Linked DNA regions of Homo sapiens: region 2 is linked to region 1. The links are chromatin loops, found by intact Hi-C in ENCODE. Cell type or tissue: psoas muscle. All regions are shown on one strand. Each heading gives the region's core, and the rest is flanking DNA. Links, peaks and the distances in the headings are about the cores only. Region 1 overlaps LOC107984370 (a long non-coding RNA gene). Region 2 overlaps SOX6 (SRY-box transcription factor 6).

Evidence for each region. Peaks named below come from ENCODE experiments on the same cell type or tissue, not always from the same donor. Only the 100,000 strongest peaks of a DNase experiment are listed, where the experiment ranks them.
Region 2: a loop joins it to region 1, with 4 times the contacts of the local background. A loop is called at or near these places in 5 of 110 quality-filtered maps.

Annotation. Positions count from the first base shown.
Region 1 is chr11:15,851,119-15,854,047 of GRCh38, forward strand. All of the region lies in intron 3 of LOC107984370 (a long non-coding RNA gene), which reads left to right. Among named protein-coding and RNA genes, the nearest start is that of LINC02682, 58 kb to the right of the region's middle. In psoas muscle, for the core only: a CTCF peak has its summit at 1,269 (motif pointing right); no DNase peak of the experiment used is centred there; H3K27ac peaks cover 395 bases.
Region 2 is chr11:15,987,275-15,990,203 of GRCh38, forward strand. It overlaps SOX6 (SRY-box transcription factor 6), which reads right to left. Exons shown (of 16, transcript NM_001367873.1): 14 at 1,723-1,956. Among named protein-coding and RNA genes, the nearest start is that of MIR6073, 19 kb to the left of the region's middle. In psoas muscle, for the core only: a CTCF peak has its summit at 1,636; no DNase peak of the experiment used is centred there; H3K27ac peaks cover 525 bases.

The sequences.
Region 1 (2,929 bases), core at 181-2,680:
AGGTTGAATGGCCGAGCCCTTCATGCCTCTGGGTTGCTAAGCAACAAACACTTCAAGTTTGGAAATCTTTATCCACACCGGATATATTATCCTGGCAAATTGGACTTTCAGATCTGGCAGCAATGGAAAGAGTAACTTTTTTAAAAATAGAGACAATTTAGATGATTTCAAAGACATCTGGTCTCTTTTTCCAGCAATGTCTGACTCTTCTCTTTCACTAAGCATATTGGATCCAAACACTTCACATGTACAAAAGCACAAGGTCCCCGAAGAAAGAAGTGTTTCAGTCGCAAAAAGCCGACTCACAGAAAGTGCTGCCAGTTGGAAAGGCCTAGAACTGACTAAGGCAACAGCAGCAGGGCATATGTTCTAGTTTCCTCCCTCTATTTGACCCTTCTTTTAACCTGGTTTCTTCCAAGTGCCCCTTCCCTCTCACTCTGATCCTCTCTGGTACTAATTCTCTTTCCCACCCTCTGTCTTGCATTCCCTCTTCTCCTTTCTCTTTTCCTCACTCCCACCTTTCTCCCAGCAAACTTCCATCCAGTTTTCTTTCTCTCTATCCTTCCTTCCCCAAGTTAGAGAAAACACAAGGACAAGAGTCAACACAATGACACGGGCCAGGATCCTGGGTCTTCTTCCTGCTTCTTCGGTGGGGGATGGAGTTGGTTGTTCATTCCTCCTTCACTCCTAAACAGTCCACAGGAGTGAACTTGTGGTTGAGGTAATCTCAGGGCACATTCTCCCTCCGCTGTGTCCTTTAAAAAAAAATTGAAGACAAACCCAAACACCAAATAGCTCCTCCACCTGCTTGCTAATGTCTAGAATTCCTCCAACAGAGGACATTACATTCCAGAATTAAAGACCAAGTTTCAAACATAAATAATAAACAACTCACATCTGGGCAGCTCTTAATAGTTTTGAAAACACGTCCAGCTGTTTCTCACAAATTCCCTCATTTGACCCCCACAATAATCTAGAGATGGAAGCATTATCATTGCTATCATCTCCATTTCAAAATGAGAAACCTGAGGCTTAGTTTAAGTACCTTTTCTGAAGTTACTTAAGGTGTAACCCAGATCCATCTGACTCTAACGTCCACATTTTTCTCCATGCCACTTACTTCTCCAAGAGGGAACCGTAGTGACTTGGCATGATGAGAAGCCTTCCCTAAGTTCTTCAGACCCCAGATTCCCCCTTGATCTCTACCTCTCTGAAATCCTTGACTTGTGATTATTGCTGTTGAAACCTGTCAGTGGGGTATGCTGCCACCAGATGGCAGATGACACTCTGGTTTCATGGAGAGCTCCAGACTTTTACCATAACTAAAAATGGGAGTCAAGTGTTTTTCCATATTTTTATCTCCTTATAATCAAAATTATAGTTCACTAAAAAATAGCCAAACAGCATTCCACATCTACAAAGATGAAGATGACGTGAAGCAAAAATATATACAGTTGTCCCTCGGCATTCTGGGGAATTGGTTCTAAGACCCCCTACGAATATCAAAATCTATAGATGCTCAAGTTTCTTACATAAAATGATGTGACATTTGAATATAACCCATGCGCATCCTCCTGTATATTTTAAATCATCTGTGGATTACTTATAATACCTAATACCATGTAAATGCTATGTAAATAATTGTTACACTGTAATGTTTAGGGAATAATGACAAGGGCAGTCTGTAGATGTTCAATACAGACACAACTATCCATTTTTAAAAATATTTTTTATCCGTGGTTGGTTGACTCCACAGATACAGAAACTATGGATATGGAGGGCTGACTGTATTTAAAGGAATAAATTTACATGATATACTTATTTGATAAATTTGATAAATATATTTATTCGAGAAACATACATGATGTATTTATATACATGATATACATACACCATATATTATATATATAATGGACCTTGACTATTAACAAGCCTAACTCATTCACAGTCTACATCAAGTTTCTGAGATATTGGCAAAGGCATTTTAGGGTTATTGCCTTCTTATCCTGGCCACTCACTTCCCTAAATACTAGCCCAACTGGAGAAGACAGAATGGTTCTCAAACTTTAGTGAACATCAGAATCACCCGGAGGGCTTTGTTAAAGCACACATTTCCACATCGCAACTCCTGAGTTTCTGATTCAGTAGGTCTCAAGTGGGGCCTGAGAATATGCATTTCTAACAAATTCCCAGGTGATGCTGATGCCACCAATCTAGGGACCACATTTGGAAAAGCACTGGGCTAAGGCAAGACACCCTGTTTGACTGTCGTAAGTTCCCCCTTTTCCCTTGCCTCTTACCAAGAGTGTGGAGAAGAGAGATTGAGCTCCATGGCCTCCTGGCCAGAATCTGGGGTCTTACTGTGAATGACTAACCAACAGCCTCAAATGCTGTGGCTGGCACAAATTAACTTTGGGTCACTTTCAGTACATATTTCTGCCATTCATTGCCACCTTCTGATCAGATGTTCTCTGATATCAATGCCTATCAGCAGATCATTAACTATACCGACAGGAAATGCTAACATCTATTAAAGCTGTCAGCACTGAGGTAAGCAATGCTTTAATTAGCTCATCTAATTGTCGTAATAATTAATTGAGAAAGACAATATTATTAACCCCCTTTTACAGATGAGAAAACAGAGGATCAAGATTACAAACCCAGTACATTGCAGAGCCTGGACTAAATACCAGCTTTTGTCTATCTTCAGAAGATAAGCTCTCAGCTTTTAGATACTGACTCTTAAGTTTCCAATGTGGATACTAAAAGTTAGATTCCTGCCTCCTCAAGTCAGTTTCTTCAGGCTCCTGTGGCTTCCGTTTTCCCAGCCTTCTCATTTTCCCTACTGGTCTCTGTCTATGCCCACCAACCAGTCAGGACATCTCATGTAGTCTCTGTCTAAATCCTCTGCCTTAGTCCACCATACTGG
Region 2 (2,929 bases), core at 229-2,728, 140 kb after region 1:
GGAAAAGTTGTACAAATATTCTCTGCAGCCAGCAATATCCTAGTCTGCTTTAATAGCACATGCATCCCTGCTCTTTCCTGATTGTTGTTCAAAAGTTGTGTAGAAGGCCTAAGCAGATAGGCTTCTCTGTGTTCTGCTGGTTTCCAGCAGCTTAAAGCCCCAATTAACGAAGAATTCTTGGTGCTCTTGAAACGCTTGCACTTAAAACTTTACATTTTAATGAATATACTTACTATATTCCTAATAATTTTTTCACAGAATGCACACAAATAATATAGATTCCCCACAGCTGCCAAAATGGAAACAGAGAGGCTCTGTGCCCATCTGAAGGCTTACTCATATTGCTACTAAAAGGGCAGAAAAATATGAAAATCTTCAAGTTAGATATAAAACTGTAAGGCCAGAGAAGCACTGATTTTTTTTTTTTTTAGAATGTCATTTAACTAGAAAAAAAAAAATGTATGTCCACTAGGAACATTTTGGTTTGAAAGATATTTAAATTCAAAATAACATCCCTATGCATAACTCTGAAGCTCTAAAAATAAAAACCACACTTAATTGTAATGACATTTAGTATCCATTTTGAAATTAGAAAATCAAAAAAAAAAGAAAAACATATTTAACATTTCACCACTATTTGATCTTATGTATGTTTTAAATTTTTCTTAGAGGTCACTGCCTCAAAATGCCTCAGAATCAAGTTAAATTATTTATACAGTGACAAAACATGTGTATCTGTGCATGTCCAGATCACTGATATTTACTCAGGTTAAATATTTATTACTTTTGAACAAAACATTTAAAAAATTAAAACCACAGTTTAAGTCTCTAATGTTTTTCAGCTTCTTAAATGGCTTCCTTTGAGATTTTGTCACATCGTGACAGCTTTAAGTAGAGCAGTGCCTTCTGTGTTTTTCCTTTTTAAAGAGGAAACATGTTGACTGTAATGCTGCATGTTGAATAAAATATGTTTAACATGTTGAGCACAATAATTCCAAGCTGTACAATCCACACTAGGCAAGCTCTACACTAATAGAACAAGGCTTGAGTTTAATCCTGAGAAATAGAGAATCACTCTGGCAATTTACCACAAACTGGGCCTCTCCCCTGCAGCTCGTGTGTTCAGCTCACTGCTATGAAATTTGAACTAGTCATATCTTATTAAAATAATTGTAGATTTATTTTACAAGTTTTAAAGTGATCATCAGAGGCACTGTTTTGCACTCCATGAATTTCATACCATTTTGGGTTTCTAGTCCTTGATGAATTCTTTCAGTGGGACATATAAACCCAAGAACACTAAAGCAGAAAACTGTAGGGTCTATGAGTACTTCATAGCAACATATGAATTTAAGAGAACTGCACAGTAAAAGGAGATAAAGCTTGTCTCCACGATTCTTGTTTAGCAGTGACCTCTCAAGAGTTGCTAAATTCACAGTATTAACACATACTATAAATAGTTTTGTCTCTGAAATAAGTGTTCAGACAGTCCTGCCCTGGCACCTGGTGGATATAATAACTCCCAAACCTACATGCCACATTATGGGGTGGGGGAGGCAGACGTGATGACGAAGGCTCCTGCGGCAGCTGGCTGACCTTCGTCTAACTTGCGCCCGCCACAATCTCCCTTAGGATCCTAGTTATCCCCTTGCTTCCCACCCTGGTGGCACTCATGGGATTTGCAGGGGAGAAGATCAGCTTTAGCTGCACTGCTGCACTCACCTAAGATTTTGCTAATGTTGGAGTTATGCATGTCGGGGAAGGCCTGAAGGATTTTTCTCCTCTCATCCTTTGCCCAAACCATGAATGCATTCATTGGTCGCTTAATGTGTGGCTCGCTGCTGGCACGGCCGCGGGCGTCCCTGTAGACTCGTGCTTCAGCCACAGTGGCACCTCCTGTTGGCCAACAATAATACTGCTGTAGTTTAGCTGCAGAGCCATTCATTGCTTTACTTCCTGTAATGTCAGGGCAGGAAGAACAAGATGAGTGGAAAGCGTTATTTTGTGGATAATGTCACACAGCTTGCCGCCTGGGTCAGCTGTTTTCCCCAGGTCCTCCTCTTCTTTTCTAAGTGACTTCTTGGAAGTAGAAGGCAGGTTCAAATGACAGTTCTACAGGCTCTTCTGATGTAGCCCTCAAAGACACACTAAGAATTAATTTTGTGTGTGTTTTATACACCCTACCACATTTACTACAATAAATGGTAGGTGATCACAGAGCAATGAATGACATTACCTTATGGTAAACTTTCCTGCTGTAATTCCTTTCTTCAAAAACATGCTCTTACTGGTCATTTTAGACTCATTTGCCCCAGATCACAACCACTCTATATGTTTCCCAAAAATAGAATTGTTTTTCACAATATTGTCTTGACCTGTGCTCTTCTCACTGCCTAGAAGACACTTCTCCTACTCTTTCATGCTAAATCCCATTCAACCTTCAATCATGTTTCATGATTGAATGAATTAATTCAATGAAAAATATTTATTGAGCAATTACTATAACCTAGGTTTTATGCCAGGTGCTAAGGAGACCATGGTAAATAAAACAGCTCCTGCTTTTAAGGAGCTCACAGTTCAGAGTAAGGACAGACAATTATAACAAAGTGGGTGAGAGGTGCTACAATACTGACATTAACAGGGCACCAAAAAAGCACCAGATAGAATGGTCAGCTAGTGCTTCCTAGGAGATGTGATGTCTAAACCGAGTCTTCAAGGATGAATAGGAATCAACAAGTGAGTGGGAGAGGGAGTAAAGTCTGATGGGAAGGGTAATTCAGGGTAAAGGAACAGCACTTGCAGTGATGCTCCCCAGGCTGCACTCAGTCCTCTTGCTTTCAGGAGACATGCCCCATAGTAATTATTGTTTATGTGACTATCTCCCTCCTTTCCACTCCTCTCAGGAATACGAGATACCTAAAGTTAATGA